Regions from separate parts of the Mus musculus genome. Here region 2 is linked to region 1. A link is a loop called in an ENCODE intact Hi-C map of the cell type or tissue named here. Cell type or tissue: left cerebral cortex. All regions are shown on one strand.

The links. A loop is a pair of places that touch in the nucleus more often than their neighbours do. Peaks named below come from ENCODE experiments on the same cell type or tissue, not always from the same donor. Only the 100,000 strongest peaks of a DNase experiment are listed, where the experiment ranks them.
Region 2: it touches region 1 in a loop (4-fold over the local background); 2 of 42 quality-filtered maps call a loop at or near these places.

What each region holds. Positions count from the first base shown.
Region 1 is chr12:101,807,427-101,815,426 of GRCm38, forward strand. It overlaps Fbln5 (fibulin 5), which reads right to left. Exons shown (of 11, transcript NM_011812.4): 2 at 7,116-7,170; 3 at 4,728-4,779; 4 at 2,290-2,544. Among named protein-coding and RNA genes, the nearest start is that of Fbln5, 7.7 kb to the right of the region's middle. In left cerebral cortex, a CTCF peak has its summit at 3,936 (motif pointing right); DNase peaks (open chromatin) are centred at 3,297 and 3,932.
Region 2 is chr12:101,953,840-101,961,839 of GRCm38, forward strand. Atxn3 (ataxin 3) reads right to left here and starts at 4,404. Exons shown (of 11, transcript NM_029705.3): 1 at 4,295-4,404. The coding sequence starts at 4,318. In left cerebral cortex, a CTCF peak has its summit at 4,545; a DNase peak (open chromatin) is centred at 4,470; H3K4me3 peaks cover 1,790 bases; H3K27ac peaks cover 1,112 bases.

The DNA of each region.
Region 1 (8,000 bases):
AACATTGGTTAGAGAGCTGCCCTTCCCAGCCTGCTCTGGCCCCCTGCCACCACCTCTCACAATGCCCATAGGGGCCTCAGCCCTGGTAAGGCAGGAAACGGTGGGGTGGAGTGAAGGGAAGTCAGAAGAACTCAGGAATTATGAATGCATAATACTAGACATTTTGGAAATGGATGGGCCTGGTGCCAGTCCTTGCTGGGGTTCCTAGATTGTACTGGGCTTACAAAGGGGCCATTATTAAAGGCTCCACATGTCTATGTAACAGGTTCAGAACCACAAGTGGTATGACGTCAGAGGGGTCACCAGATGAATAGGCTTCCCAGAATGTCTTCAGTGCCAAGAGCCTCAAGTCCCTGGAAGGAGGTGTGTAGGATGAGGGAGGGCATCCAGGAAGCTCTAAGGCAGTGGATGGCCAAACGTTCAATGGAAGGGCTGAGTGAGATAGCCCAAGAACGATCCTATTCTAGGACAAGATGAGAGCCTTTTCCAACAGCCTGAGCCTCTACTGCCTTTACTCAGCTCATCTGCCCTCCAGTATCCTCTCCCTCTCCCTCCTTCTCTCCCTCCTTCTCTTCCTCCCTCTTTCCCTCCCTTTCCCTCCCCACATTCTCTCTCTTCCTCTCCCTCTCCCTTTCTCTCCCTCTCTCTTCCTCCCTCTTTCCCTCCCTCTCCCCCTCCCCACCAATCACACACACACACACACACACACACACACACACACACACACACTACATCTTATTTGGTACCATTATTTTCTACTAGATGGGAGCAGTTGGCTGGTCTCATATCCTAACTGCGAAATGGCCTAGCTTGCTGGGGTCCACATTCACTTTTCCAAAAAATCAGAGGTTGTAGCTAAAGAGCGTCCAAGAAGTTCCTTCTGGTTACAATGGCCTATTGTTCTGCTACGTGTCGTAAGGAAGCATGATGCTGTCCTCTCCCGCAAAGCTAAGGAGCATGAGGCTTGACTGGGTTGCACATTTTCCCTTGGCATGTTCTTAGTTAAGGTAAATCTAAGTCAGCACATGCATATGTGCCCCAACATACACACCAGGTCCTTTGAGACCAGTAATGATGAAGCATTATGAGCTCGGGTATATATTCAATTTTCCCTGTAGTGTTGAAGGGCATGTATTTGCATACTGTTTGAATATTTTAAGTGTAAATACACACTCATTCACATGAACATACTTCTATATTATAATCAGCACTGTCTCTATCTGTCAGATACTTCAGAGCCCTGAAACCCACAAAAATCTTATTGACTAGACTGATGGCCATGGAAAGGAAATATTAGGATTTCAATTCGAATTTATTTTTTATTACATTCTTTTACGTTTCCTATTTCTTATGTGTGCTTTATATTCCTCAATCCACATGAATATAACAGGATGCATGTGTCATGTATAAATATGCCTATGGTAGGGATCTAAGTCTAAAAGGATTTGGCAGAGGGGATACACAGTCAAAAGAGCTTGAGCTTCACTGTCCATCTCTCTTCGATGTAACCCTCTAAAGCTGGAGACACTTACAGGAATTTAGTCCAACTACTACCAAAGGACTGGGCAGGGCCCCAGGCAGCTCTTCTCCAAGGCAGCACTGGCCAATAGAACCTGAAGCTCTATAGGGTACTGCTAATTCCTTTGGGGCTTATGATATAATGGTGCCTATTTTTCCCCCCAGAGTCCCCATCAGCAAGGCCCCTTTAGTCATAAGAACACTGGCTCCCACCTAAGAAGCCCACTTTCCTTATCAGATCTTGGGTTGGTTCTCAAGGCTTTTCCGCAGCAATACTCAATCCATTCAATACATAGAAGACAGAGCACTGGCCCTGAGTCTGATTAGATGCATTCATTATTTAGTTAAGAAAAATGAGGTTGGTCACCAATGAGATCCATGGGATGGATGGATGGATGGATGGATGGATGGATGGATGGATAGATGGGTGGATGGACGGATGGACGGATGGACTGATGGATGGATGATGGGTGGATGGATGGATGATGGATGGATGATAGATAGATAGATAGATAGATAGATAGGTAGATTGATAGATAGACAATGGATGGATTGATCAAATGACAGAAAGAACAAACTGGATTTCTATATAATTCAGAAGAGGACCCAGAAATATATCTAGAATAAAACATTATATCATTTGTAGACAGCAGACCACTGTCTGATTGACATATTTCATGGTAGGTAGTTCCATTTGGGAGCACATATTAGATTCTGACAGCACTCTTGAGAAAGTCCACTATGTAAGAGGACAGTTACTGGGCTACTCACCCACACACTGGTTGCCTTCATCCATCTGATACCCAAAGCGGCAGACAAGAGGCCTTGAAATCGTGGGGTAGTTGGAAGCTGGTACTGGTGGGGCCGCTGCTGGGTATGGGCCTGAGTAGGATGTAGAGTAGGGATTTGAGTAAGGCCCTCGATACACTGGGTTGGTTCGAGGGATGCACAAATACCCGCCATTCTGGTTGACACACATCATGTCCCCACGACAAGCCTCAGGGATGGTCCGGCATTCATCAATATCTGCAGAGGCCACAGAAAGGACAAATTTCAGTGGTCCCTCCATGACACTGGGCATGCGCACATTGAAGCAGAGCAGATTGATGGGACTGACCCTCTAACATTTCACCTGACTCACTGCAGTCTGATGCTCCCCAACATTAGCCAAGTTGACTCCAAGTGACCTGGGTTGCCAAACATTAGCTCTTTAAGCCCTCTTATCACAAATGACCCCACCCTCAGAAACCTACACTATTGTTGACTTCATACCACATTTGAAACCTGGGCAAATGTATTCTTTAACATTTAGGAATATAGCAAATTTTTTAAAAATCCCTTGATTTACATAAGTAAAAATAAATAGATGGGAGTGTCTGTGAGTGCAAAAGCCTGCCACGTACTCACTCTCCTGTGCATTTCTTATACTCTGAAAACATGAGATCAGGACCACTTCTATTCAAAGTAATAGCTGGGCAAGAAAGAAAGAGACCTTTACACCCAGAAAGACAAGGCTTGGCTCATAGTTAGTTACTTGCTGAGAAAGCAGAGCAATTTCTTTCAAGCTGGCTCACACAATGCCAGCAAAACAAGACTGTGTCTAGCCCTGCTGGAGATCAGCTCACACTGGAAGGAGAGTGGTGGTCTGTCTAGAAAAATCAGCCTTGTCAGGGTGGAGTCAAGAGAGGTTCCAACTCTGGCTCCAGTGGGCAGCAGACCTGGCTTTGGGAGCTGGGCCCTGCCACCAGCTCTTGCTCTGTGTGGAACTGGAGACTGGGGAGGGATGCCTGGACCTGGGCAGCTCGCCCATCATGTCATCTGAGAAATGCATGCCAGCTCCCAGCTTGGGAACTGCAAATGCTGTGGTTCACTTTTCTCTAGTGGAACACATGGACTGGAAAAGAAGCCACGGCCCTCTTTACCCTGTAGTGCATCCTTGAACCAAAGAGTTTTGTACTGTAAATCCAAGAATGAGCCCGAGTCTTCAAGGTTTAATTCATCCTTTTCAACCAACTCTCTCCCTTCTTAGTCTCAGTTGATGTGACTCGGGACAGAAACATGACTTGACCTAAATTAAAACTAATTAAGAATTTAGCTATTCCCACATTGGGAACATTGCCCCCAATGTGGGGCAGCCAAGCCTTATCCCCTCCGAGTGCCCCACCCTCGGCATGCCATGCCTGCGCTTCCTTTTCACCCCTGATCTTTGTCTATGCTGTTCCTTCCACTGTGTTTGAGATCTTCAGGATCCTAGCCATCCTTCAATATCCAACTCAAACTGGGCCTGACTCTTGGCTGAGTCTGGACATAAAGGTTCCCTCTCTTCTCTGCCTTTTCGGGGCCCACTGAAGTTATCTCCACTCGACCTTATTCCACCAACTTCACAGCATTCACTGTGTCTAAGTTTTTCTCCACTAGATGGCGTGCTGTGAGAAAGGACTTCCTCATCCCTGGAACCTGGGAAGCCCTTAGGTCTCAGGGCTGATTCCATTCAGGTTACCAATCAGCTGGCTTTAAGATGGGAGCATCCATCCTAGGTTACGCTATGGGACACCCAGTGTAGTTGGGTGAGTGGTTGAAAATAGAAAAGGTAGGAGAGACGTAGAGGAATTACAATGTAAGAAGGGACCGATAATTGTGAATGTCACAGGCTACCAACCAAGGGGTGAACACAGTTTCTAGAAGCTGGGAGGGCCTCGCCAAACAACCAGCAAGGATGGAGGACCTACAACCTATAACTTCAGGAGGGTGGATCCCAAAAACTTCTCCCGTGAGAAGAAAAGATGCTCTCTCTCTCTCTCTCTCTCTCTCTCTCTCTCTGAACCCCAGAGAAACACAGCCCGGCCAACACTCTGCTATTAGCCTGGTAGACAGGTGTTGGGCCTCTGACCCAGAGAGCTATGGGGTGCAAAATAAGCAACATTTAAGCTACTATTCTTATGAAACCTTGTGGAGGCAGTGCTAGGGAACAGATCCAACAGAAATGCTTGTTGAGGAGAGAGGTGATTCTTTGACCCTGATCAGCTCTTAGCACAAAGAACATAAGCAACAAGGGTCTCATTGGCTTGGTCATCCCACCTCTGTGTTCTTCCATGGAGAAGGTAAATGAAGCTTCGACGACACTGAGCCACAGCTATGGCAGAAACATCCTAGCAATTGAGCTACCGCCAAATGACCACACCTAAAAAAGGACCGTCAGCATCACATACCTAGACACTGTCCTGACTGGCGGTCCAGGTCAAAGCCGTTTGTGCACTGCTGCTGTAGAGGAGAGAGAAGAAATAAGTCAGGTCACTTGCCTAGCATTCTTTGTCACTATAAAAGCATCACAGAGCATTTTGGAGTAAAGGAGGGGTGGGGGATGGAGGGATGTAACACCCACATGTGGGATAGGTTTCTATTTGGAAATGTTTTCTTACAATCATTGCACACTTAGTGGTTTTTTGTTTTTTTTTTTTTTGTAACACCCTACACCAGTGCCTCATGACCCACAGTGTCAGGACGTATGGGTTTTGCCATGCCCACGTGATGAGGAGCAATAAAAGCCACAGTGCAACAGCCCCACTTCCAAGGAAGGAGACTCCCCCAGCTCTATCCATCTCCCCTTCACAGACCCCCAAACAAATGCTTCAATCACTACGATATGCCCCCCCCCTGCTCTCAGTTATATCATAAAGCAAAAGCTACACGGCAGATGTGGCCCATTTTCTAAGCAAAGGAGATGGGTTTTTTTCCTTCGTTTCAATGTCAGCAAGGCAGTGACACATTTTGGCCATTGGTGACAGTTGTGATTTTACATGTAACCTGAGCTATAACTGTACATGCAGGGTTGTTTTTTGTTTAATCTGGTTAAATTTTGTTTTGACATCAAGACAAAAATCTCATTGTGTAGTCCAGGCTGGCCTGGAACTAGTCTTCCCGCCCGTTTCCTAAGTGCTGTGAACTTTTGTGTTTTGGGCCGTGGGCTGAGCCATCTCTCCAGCCTTGACTGTGAACTTTTAAACACCTGATCTGGGTGTTTGAGAGCCCCTTGCGGTGCCTGGAGGCTGACACAGGAATGAGTTCAGTGTCTAGGATTGTGGTACACCTGTCACCAGGCCCCTCCTCCAGCCTCAAGGCCAGGCTTCCCTGAGCCATGGGGTGATTTGTGAGCCTGGCCTGTGCTACTGCTGAGAGTTCCAAGCCTTAGAGCCTCAGGACAAAGGACCCAGAAGAAGCAGGAGTCTATACCACAGACCCCAGGAGATCAGGTTTCAGTCCTGTTCTCGACCTCAGTGCTGGGACAGAATGGGCTCAAGCCACTTGTTTACCTGGTTTCTAATTCTCACTAGAGTCCTTACTTCTCCTCATCCTTCCCTTTGCCTCAGTTTCTCTATCTATAAAATGGGGTACTGTTACTTAGTTTTAAGTAGTTACAAAGAGGAACTATGTTACTATAAATGCCTATACTAATTACCTTTATCTATGACCACTATCTGCTTCAGGACTAGATGTCTTTGTCTATAACTCTTGGGACTAGATTACAGGATGCCAAGGTCCCTCTGAGATCTAAAATTCTTATACATTCCTCTCAAATCCTTCCTGTCTCCAATGGTCTGAGTGTGTCTAATGGCCTTTGGACGTACTTCACAGCTCTTCCCCCTGTTCCACCCCAGCATAGTTTTCTCAGTGCTAGGTATGAAACTTATAGCCTTATGCATGATGGGCAGGCGCCTACCCTTCCTCACCTGCAGCCCTCGGCCTTACTCAGAAATGAGGCTGTCTTTATTTTCTCTCCATGAGAAGGGCCACACAGAAGGGCCTCTCTGAGCCATCTAGAACAGTGTTTCTCAGCCTTTGTAACGCTGCGACCCTTTAATAAAATTCCTCACGTTGTAGTGACCCCCAACCATAAAATTACTTCATTGCTACTTCATAACTATCATTTTGCCACTGGTATGTATTGTGATGTAAAAATCTGTGCTTTCTGATAGTCTTAGGTGACCCCTGTGAAAGGGTTGTTCGACCCCACCCACAAAGGGATTGAGAACTGGTTGCAATCCACAGGTTGAGAACCACCAATCTAGAGGAACCCTACCATATTACTTGGGGCTGACACACCTAGCACAACCCTCCCTATAACTTTAAAAATGAGATATTGCCCCTTGCACACTCCTCCCAGGTGAATGGATACCCCCCACGCCCCCCCCCCAGCTCCAGATAACCAACCTTCTCCTTCCTATCTCTTTCACTGGGCATTGTATGGCTGTAAACACACACTGACCTAGCCGTGGGGGCCTTTTGTAAGCATCCTGGGTGGAGAACTCCCTGACCAGAAGCACCACATTGAACTACCATTTAAGTTAGTGAGTTTCCCTGAGGGACACCAAGGTTTGGAGCCAGGATGCTGAGATCCAATTCCAACCTTGCCACTTGAAACCTATATCACCCTGGGCCAACCTCCATCTCTTAGAGCCTTCACTATGATATGTTTGTATGGAGGGTAGTAAGTGAACTGCAGAGTACCTCCCATTCCCATAACCCTGGGACCCTAAAATGCATGGCTGGACACTCTCCCCTAGCTTTGTGACATGCTCCTGGACAACTTGAAGCCTTACCTGTGCATTCCCAGGATGTGGAAGCCAGAGTGCCAAGATGGTAACAGTGAGTATCCTGTGGGCAGTGAAAATCAGAGTGAGTGCCAAGGGATGCTCATGGCCAGGAAACCTGGACCTCCTGCTACCTGGCATTTAGTTGGTGGTTTTACCATATGCTTGCAAGCGAATAGGGCACACTCAGCAGAGCCCAAGAGCGCTTCCAGCCCTCTACTCTAACCCCACAAGAGGCAGCCTCCTCACACTTGCTTCATGTGTTGGGATAGTGAGTTAGGTCACATGTTTTGCTGCTTAGGGACAAAAATCCAAAGACCCACAGTCTGTGGCATCAACCAGTTGTCTTGGTCTTTTATCATTCTGCACAGAGACCACCTGAGTCAAACATTATTCTGACCTGACTGCAGAGCCAAGAGCCTCTGTGTCTTCAATCCATGAAAGCAAGAATGTGAGAGGCTCTGTGTTTGCAGGAAGTCACTTAACCAGAACGTGGAGCCCTCAGTCCACACATGTGAGAACCTGGGCTTGAATGGTCCAAGAACCCAGGGTCCACCCTAGCACGTGGCTCGTGAGAACTGCCATCCCAGGGGATGGAAGTCTGAGGAGCCAGTGTGAGAAAGGCAGTGGGTAACAGCAGGAAATGCCTTAACACCCTGGCCCAGCCAACGTGGCCACCCACAAGCAAGTAAATATCTTTGCCTGTGGGTGATTTGGTTCTTTGCTGTGGCCAACGTTTTGTCTGGTGAAACTGTGGTCACCAGTATGCTTTAAAACTGCGAAGTCTATACCACTCACATCCATTAAGATGGCTATTTGTGCAGCATGCATGGACCTGTGTGTTGAACATGTTGGAGCATGTGTGTAAGTGCATATTTACATGTCTGTGTATTC
Region 2 (8,000 bases), 150 kb after region 1:
TGGCCTTAGGATCTGAGCTTAGTCAATCAATAAGGTGCTTGCCATACTGGCCTTAGGAGCTGAGCTTAATCAATCAATAAGGTGCTTGCCATACTGGCCTTAGGAGCTGAGCTTAGTCAATCAATAAGGTGCTTGCCATACTGGCCTTAGGATCTGAGCTTAGTCAATCAATAAGGTGCTTGCCATACTGGCCTTAGGATCTGAGCTTAGTCAATCAATAAGGTGCTTGCCATACTGGCCTTAGGAGCTGAGCTTAATCAATCAATAAGGTGCTTGCCATACTGGCCTTAGGATCTGAGCTTAGTCAATCAATAAGGTGCTTGCCATACTGGCCTTAGGATCTGAGCTTAGTCAATTAATAAGGTGCTTGCCATACTGGCCTTAGGATCTGAGCTTAGTCAATCAATAAGGTGCTTGCCATACTGGCCTTAGGAGCTGAGCTTAGTCAATCAATAAGGTGCTTGCCATACTGGCCTTAGGATCTGAGCTTAGTCAATCAATAAGGTGCTTGCCATACTGGCCTTAGGATCTGAGCTTAGTCAATCAATAAGGTGCTTGCCATACTGGCCTCAGGATCTGAGCTTAGTCAATCAGTAAGGTGCTTGCCATACTGGCCTCAGGATCTGAGCTTAGTCAATCAATAAGGTGCTTGCCATACTAGCCTTAGGATCTGAGCTTAGTCAATCAATAAGGTGCTTGCCATACTGGCCTTAGGATCTGAGCTTAATCCCCAGAACCTTCATGTAAAAAGCCATGCATGGCGGTACCCATCTGTAACTATAGCGCTGGAGAGGTAAAAATGGGCAGATACCTGGAAGTCCTAAGTTAACCTACTTGTGAGGAACACCACCAATGTTGTCTTCCTGCCTCTAAATGCATATGCACATGTGCACCCCCATACACATACACACACACACACACACACACACACACACACACACACACGGCAAAGGTACTTCTCAAGTATTTATTAAGTATATACACCTGCTGATAACTGAATGACTTCTGGGTAAGCAGATGTGTATCTGTGCACTCATGTCTGCATATGTGTTCTTGTGTATATGTGTACATGCAGATGTATTCATACATGTGCTAAAGGTCTAAGTCAGATGTCCTCCTCAGCTGCTCTCCACCTTTCTAGTGGAGTCTAGTGCTCACCATTCAGCTGGACTGACTGACGGGGCAGCACCCAGAAACCCACTTGTCTGTCCATTCCCTGCCTCGAGTATTGGTGAATACAACACACACTGGGATCTGAACTCGGGCTTCCATGCTTACTCACAAGCACTTTGTAAGCCTAGCATTTTGCATATACCAATTCAGTAGTCACCTCCACTGAAATCTGCTCCAATGAGAAACAGTACTGTCAAGAAGGTATTGGGGGAGATGGAGAGATGGCTCAGCAGTTAAGAGTCCTCGCTGCTAGCCCGGCGGTGGTGGCGCACACCTTTAATCCCAGCACTTGGGAGGCAGAGGCAGGCAGATTTCTGAGTTTGAGGCCAGCCTGGTCTACAGAGTGAGTTCCAGGACAGGCAGGGCTATACAGAGAAACCCTGTCTCAAAAAACAAAACAAAACAAAGAGTATTGGCTGCTTTTCCAGAGGACCTGGGTTCAATTCCTCACACCCACGTGGCTGCTCACGTGGCCTCTTTAACTCCAGTTCCTCCAGTTCCAGATCTTCTGGCTTTAGTGGGCACTAGGAGCACACAGTACCCTGGCAAACACCTTTTTTTTTTTTTTTTTTTTTTTGGATTTTAATGGCAGAGTTTCTCTGGATAGCCCTGGCTATCTTAAAACTCTCTCTGTGCCTGACAAATACAGAAGCAGATGCTCACAGCCAACCATTGGACTGAGCACAGAGTCCCCAGTGGAGGAGCTAGAGAAAGGACTGAAGAAGCTGAAGGGGTCTGCAGCCCCATAGGAAGAACAACAATATGAACCAACCAGACCCCACACCCACACCCAGAGCTCCCAAGGACTAAACCATCAACCAAAGAGTACACATGGAGCGACCCATGGCTCCAGCTGTAGCAGAGGATGGCCTTGTAGGGCATCAATGGGAGGAGAGGCCCTTGGTCCTGTGAAGGCCTGATGCCCCAGTGTAGGGGAATGCCAGAGCGGGTAGGCGGGAGTGGTGGGGGGAAGTACTCTCATAGAAGCAGAGGGTGGGGGGGGATGGGATTGGGAGTTTGTAGAGAGGAACCAGAAAATGGGATAACATTTAAAATGTAAATAGCTGGGCGTGGTAGCGTGCACCTTTGATCCCAGAACTCAGGAGGCAGAGGCAGGCGGATTTCTGAGTCCGAAGCCAGCCTGATCTACAAAGTGAGTTCCAGGACAGCCAAGGGTATACAGAGAAACCCTGTCTCGAAAAACCAAAATAAATAAATAAAATGTAAATAAATAAAATATCAAAAACAGGTATACCACCATTGCTGGCCAAAAATAATTTTTTAATGCATTGTTTAAGTGCCCTATGTTAAGTTTTAATCCCAGGCTTAGTGGCTGAGGTACCTATTTAACATATGGAAGTGGACCTGGCCTCCAGGTTGTCCCAGCATCCCTTAGTCCCTCCTGTTACAGGGTATGGCTGGTATACCCGGCCCTCTACCCTGAACTCTCCAGAGCATGGACTATGCTGCCCTTCCCCTAGTGGCTCTTGCCTATGTAATCCATACATTTTGGTTACCCACCCTCTTTTTGTATGGTTTGCAACTTTGGCTCCTGGCTGCTGTATTTCCTTCCCTTTTCTCCCTTCCCCTCAGGGTCAAGACCACTCTGGGTTCTCCCAAATATGTCTGCCCCTGGCTCTGCTCTCCCAAATCTCTTTAATAAACCTTCTCCTCCGCCATCCCTAGGAAAAGTCATGTCCTTCCCATTTCTTTTTTCATTCACCCTAGAGATGACTCAGTGAGTAAACGGGCTTGCTAAGAGCCTGAGACACCCGGAACTCACACCAAGTTGGGAAGAGAGAACTTTATAAAGTCCTCCCTGACCTCCACACCAGCACATACACACAAACAGTAACTTTTTTTTTTAAATAGAATGAATGGCAAGAGTCTCATGAAGCAGTGTATACAGTGTTCAAAATATAACATGTTTAAAATGGGTCTTATTCCAAAACCTTTGGAAAATTAATTACAAATGAATGTGGGGAGGGGGCCGGGAGGGGGAGCTCACTCAGTCATAGCACGTGGCCATCATCCCAGCCAGCTCTCAGGAGGCAGAGACAGGACGATGGGAGTCTGGAGCCAACTTGGGCTACAAGAAATCCTGTCACAAACTAACTTGTTCCAGTTCCAAAACACTCAAAATGTCTTCTTAAGAGCACTTCATTTAACAACGTCCTTAGATTCACATCATTTTTGTCTTTTTGTTGTGCGTGGATTTTAAACACTATGAGTCAATGCTCCTTTACAAGTGATAAAAACAAAGGCCTTTGCTCCCAACGAAATAATAGTCTCAACTAGCAACCCTCTCCAAACCTAAAATGATTATGAAACATGGTTGTCCGAGAAACACCCAAATGACTTGATAATTGTATGCGAACATAGACCAGTTTCTCAAGATGTCACAGCAATACTTTTAAGCGTAGTCACTTAGGAATTAAGGTGAGGAAGAGACTAAGCCAAATCACACAGTAGAACGATTCTAATCTATCCATAATACCTAAAAACAAAGCTGGCCTCCTGGTCCGGAAAAATGGGAGAACAACCCAAACATCCCCGTAATAAAAACTCTTATGACGACTTCCCTCCGGGGTTTCCTACTTTACTTCCGAAGTGTCAGGCCCTTTAATGGGAAAGCCACGGTCACAACTGCAGAAAGACGTGGGATGGATAATCAAGATCTAAATGCATGGAGCATTCCATTATAGAACTGAGTTGAGAGAGAAAGTTGGATCTGCCAGAGGACAGGTTAGGGGGCGTGGGTGGAGTTGGGAAGGGTCCGCCAGGTGCTGAAAAGGCGACTCGCTAGACTAGACCCTAAGAGAGAAGAGAGAAGAAACCCGAAAAGGTGTGGCAAGTGGACAAGGAACGCCCGCGCTAATCCTCCGGGTGAAGCCCCCCGAAATGCCCAGGCTACCCGCCCGGTCTTCTAGGGCGAGGGTGCCGGGAACGCATGCGGGAGGCTTCACGAGCGGAGCCATGGGGAGAAGGCAGGAAGCACCCCTCACCCAGCCAGGTCGGGATGGGGGCGCTCGGGCCCCGCCTGAGTTCCTGAAGCGGCGTCGCTGCTCCCCACGCCCGCCGCCGAGCCGAGGACGGCTCCCCACCGAACGCCCACACTCACTTTCTCGTGGAAGATGGACTCCATGTTTATTTGTCTGGAGCCAACGGCCCCGGCGCGGAGCAGCCCCCTCCAGCAGCTCCGCCCCCGGCCCCACCCCTCAGCCCCGGTCCGCCCCGCCCTAGCCACGTGCCTCTCGCCAACCAATCACTACTGCGGGCGCACGTCACGAGGCACGCGAACCCGGGAGCACGGGACACGTGACCTGGGCGGCGTTGGTCCTCCCCGCGGCAAGCGTGATGCTGCGGCGCCGCCTGCTGTGCGGAGGAACTTCTCTACGCGGGACAATCTTGTGATTCTAGGGTTCTAGAAGAGAATCCTCGCAGCCAAGTTTTAGGTTCTTTTTTTTCTTTTTTTTTTTTTTTTCCATCTCCACCTTCTTTGGTCCTTTCTCCTCATCTTTATGTGAGCAACTCCTCTCCCACTGAAGACTTCATTCCAGAAGAGGCATTCTCCACATACCTAATATTTGTGTAAAAACTATAGCTAATGTTTAGTTAGGACTGACTTAGAATAGTCCAGTTGTAAGCGCAATTTAATACGGCATTTTTTGATGTGTGTGTGTCTTTTGTAATATTATACAAATAAAGAAATGTAGGTACGAAGAAATTAGCACAGCACACTGTCCAACATAGTTGGCTGTTGGAATGAATATCAGGTCCTGGGGTAAATACGCCATCTCTGAAGGAGGAAGCGTTGGTGAGGAAGTGAAAAATCCAGCAAAATATTGAGTGGCTCGCGCAGGGGATGGGGGTGGGGAGGGGGGGATTGACAAAGATTAAGCGTTGTATTGGGCGTTGTATCTTGTATGGTGGAACCATTTTAGGTTCTTCAATGTAGCAAAGGCCCAGTCTCCTAAAGGCTCATTGTACCTGAAGGTAAGGAAGGCATATGTTGTGTTGGAGGACAGCTGCTCTATGCCAGCCTGTAGCCAGGGTTACATAGGAGGACCCTGTCCACCACCTCCCTACCGGGAAAAAAAAAAAAAAAAAAAAAGCTACAGGCGGTTAAAGATTTTTAAAACTAGAGACATGGGGTCAAATTAGGATTTTAGAGGATCACTGGGGAACAATACTTGAAAGGCATTTGGGGAGAAATGAAGAGACTCTGGTGGTCAGGACTCCAGTAGTGATTTGAGAATGGAGAGAGACCACTTTGAAGCTTTAGGAAACAGAAGACTTTGATGAGGGACTGGGGTGGGATGGGGGTATTGTTAGGAAAGACTTGTGGGTTTCTGCTCTAGGTACCATGTAAAGCAGAAGTGATACTCCAACCAGAAATACTTTACAGAATGAGTAGGGTCTTGGGAAGAGAAGAAAAGGCTTTTAATTTAGAAAATACTGAGCTTAAATATCTCTGCAACTAAAGGTACTTATGATGGTTTGTATATTCTTGGACCAGGGAGTGGCACCATTTGGAAGTGTGGCCTTGTTGGAATAGGTATGACCTGGCTGGAGTAGGTGTGTCACGGTGGGTGTGGGCTTAAGACTCTCACCCCAGTTGCCTGGAAGTCAGTCTTCCACTAGCAGTCTTTGGATGAAGACTTAGAACTCTCAGCTCTGCCTGCGCCATGACAGCCTGGATGCTGCCATGCTCCCACCTTGACGATAATGGACTGAACCTCTGAACCTGTAAGCTAGCCCCAATTAAATGTTGTTTTTTTTATAAGACTTGCCTTGTTCATGGTGTCTGTTCACAGCAGTAAAACCCTAACTAAGACAGTCCTTCTGTAGAGTGATAGATGACAGGCCTGGAGTTTTCAGAAGCTGTTTTAAGCTGTGAGGTGAGAGTCATTGCTGTTTAGAAGGGCTGGAGAGATGGGTGTGTCCTTAAGAGCATTTGCTGCTTCTCTTGTACAGGACCTGGGTTTGATTCTCAGAACCCACATAAAGGCTCACAGCAGTTGGTAACTCGAGACTCAGGGGATCTGTTGCTTCTGCAATGTACCTGGGATGCACAGGGATGCTCAGACAGTCACGCAGGCAAGCACCCCTACACATGAAATATAAAGAAACAAATTTAAAACACAAGGTAACTAAAACCATAAACGCTGAGTATAATCTTAGAGAAAAGGAAGAGATTGAAAAGAGGATGGAGAGCTAAGCCCTGAAGATAGAGCAGTAGGCACAAAGGGTGCAAATGCTGCTGAGTGTACTGAAGTGGAAGGCCCACGGGGGAATGCTTCAAGGACAAGTCCGTGTCACATGCTCCCAGGAAGTCCAGGGGCAGAAAGACTCAAAAGAAACTGCTCAGTTTTGTTGTTGAGATCATTTTTGTGAGACAAGTTCAAGAAAAGAAAGGAAGTGAGAGGCAAGAAAATAAAGACTGCCAGTGACAACCAGCTAGCTAATTCAAGGAGCTGCCATATCATTTGTTGACTATTTTGTATGCAGTTTCCTCTTGAGATAAAACAAAAGGTAGAGCTGTCCTTATTGGAGGGAAGCTCTTTACCACAAAGGATATTCTAAAGGGAGATGAAGTCCATCATGCAAGGAAGCTAGTGAGGTCATAGAATATTCTAAGAACAGGGAGAACATTTAGTCTTACAGAAGGGTGTCTTTAGCTCAGAAAGTAAACAACTAGGAGGCTTCAGGAAGTCCCTGAAACTGACAAGATTCACTAGGCTCCTCCTTCCCCAAGCATACATAAACAGTAGGACTACTGAGAGACACTCTCCAAGAAGCAGAGTTGCCTAGAAGAGGCTCACATCAACTGAACTGCCTGCAAAGATGAGCCACATTGCCTGTAAGGGACATTTCACTCTGTTAAGCTATCTGCAAGGTATGTAGTGTGACCCATGTTTCCAGATTTTGTGAGCTGTTGACTTGCTGGAGTGGGCTTTGGTGTCATTTCTGCTCCAGTTAGTAATCTCAATAAAACTGATTGGTTCACCAAGTTGGACTTTGGTGGTATCAGTTCTCTGGGTAGATGTTCACAGTTCTCCAGGAACAGTGTCACACAACATGGGGATAGCCTATGTGCTTAAGGAATTGTGGCTTAACCAGGAAAATACAGCCTCCTAACAAGAAAATGCAGTGTTTACTAGTGTTTTGATTTTTTTTTAAGATGTAATTGTTCAAGTGAGTATATGAAGCTGGGCTACTATAAGTGGCTGCACAGGGTAAATTACCATCAGAGATTAAATGCTCAGTTATGGAGTCTGGGGAGTCCAAGGTGAAGGCTAAAGCAGACCAAATGTCTCAGGAGAGTTTTTTTTTTTTTCATTGATGTGCCTTTTGTGTGTCCTTATGTGGCAGAAGAGTAAAGAGGACCAGCAAGCTCCCTTCAGCCTCCTTTATAGGGATACACTTATTTAAAGGGTAACTGGAGGGCTGGAGAGATGGCTCCATGGTTAAGAGCATGTGCTTCTCTTGTAGGGGACAGCTATACTCTCATGACCAGGACACAGTCATATCCTCTTAATGCTAATACACCTTTCAACCTGTAAACTTTGGAGATGACACAATTTAGGTGATAGTAATAGAGCTGGAGACTCGTTTGTGATTCCCTTCCTGTAATTGTTAACACTTTGCCCTTCACTCCAGTCTTACATACTGTGTATCTATCTCCCACACCCTCTCCCCCTGTTATATGCCCACTGCTAAGTTCAAACCATCTGGACTCTTGTGTAGTCCATTCCCCAGAACTATGAATTGATCCACCATAATATGTCCAGTTCATGGCATTGTCAATGACCATGTTTGTTTGT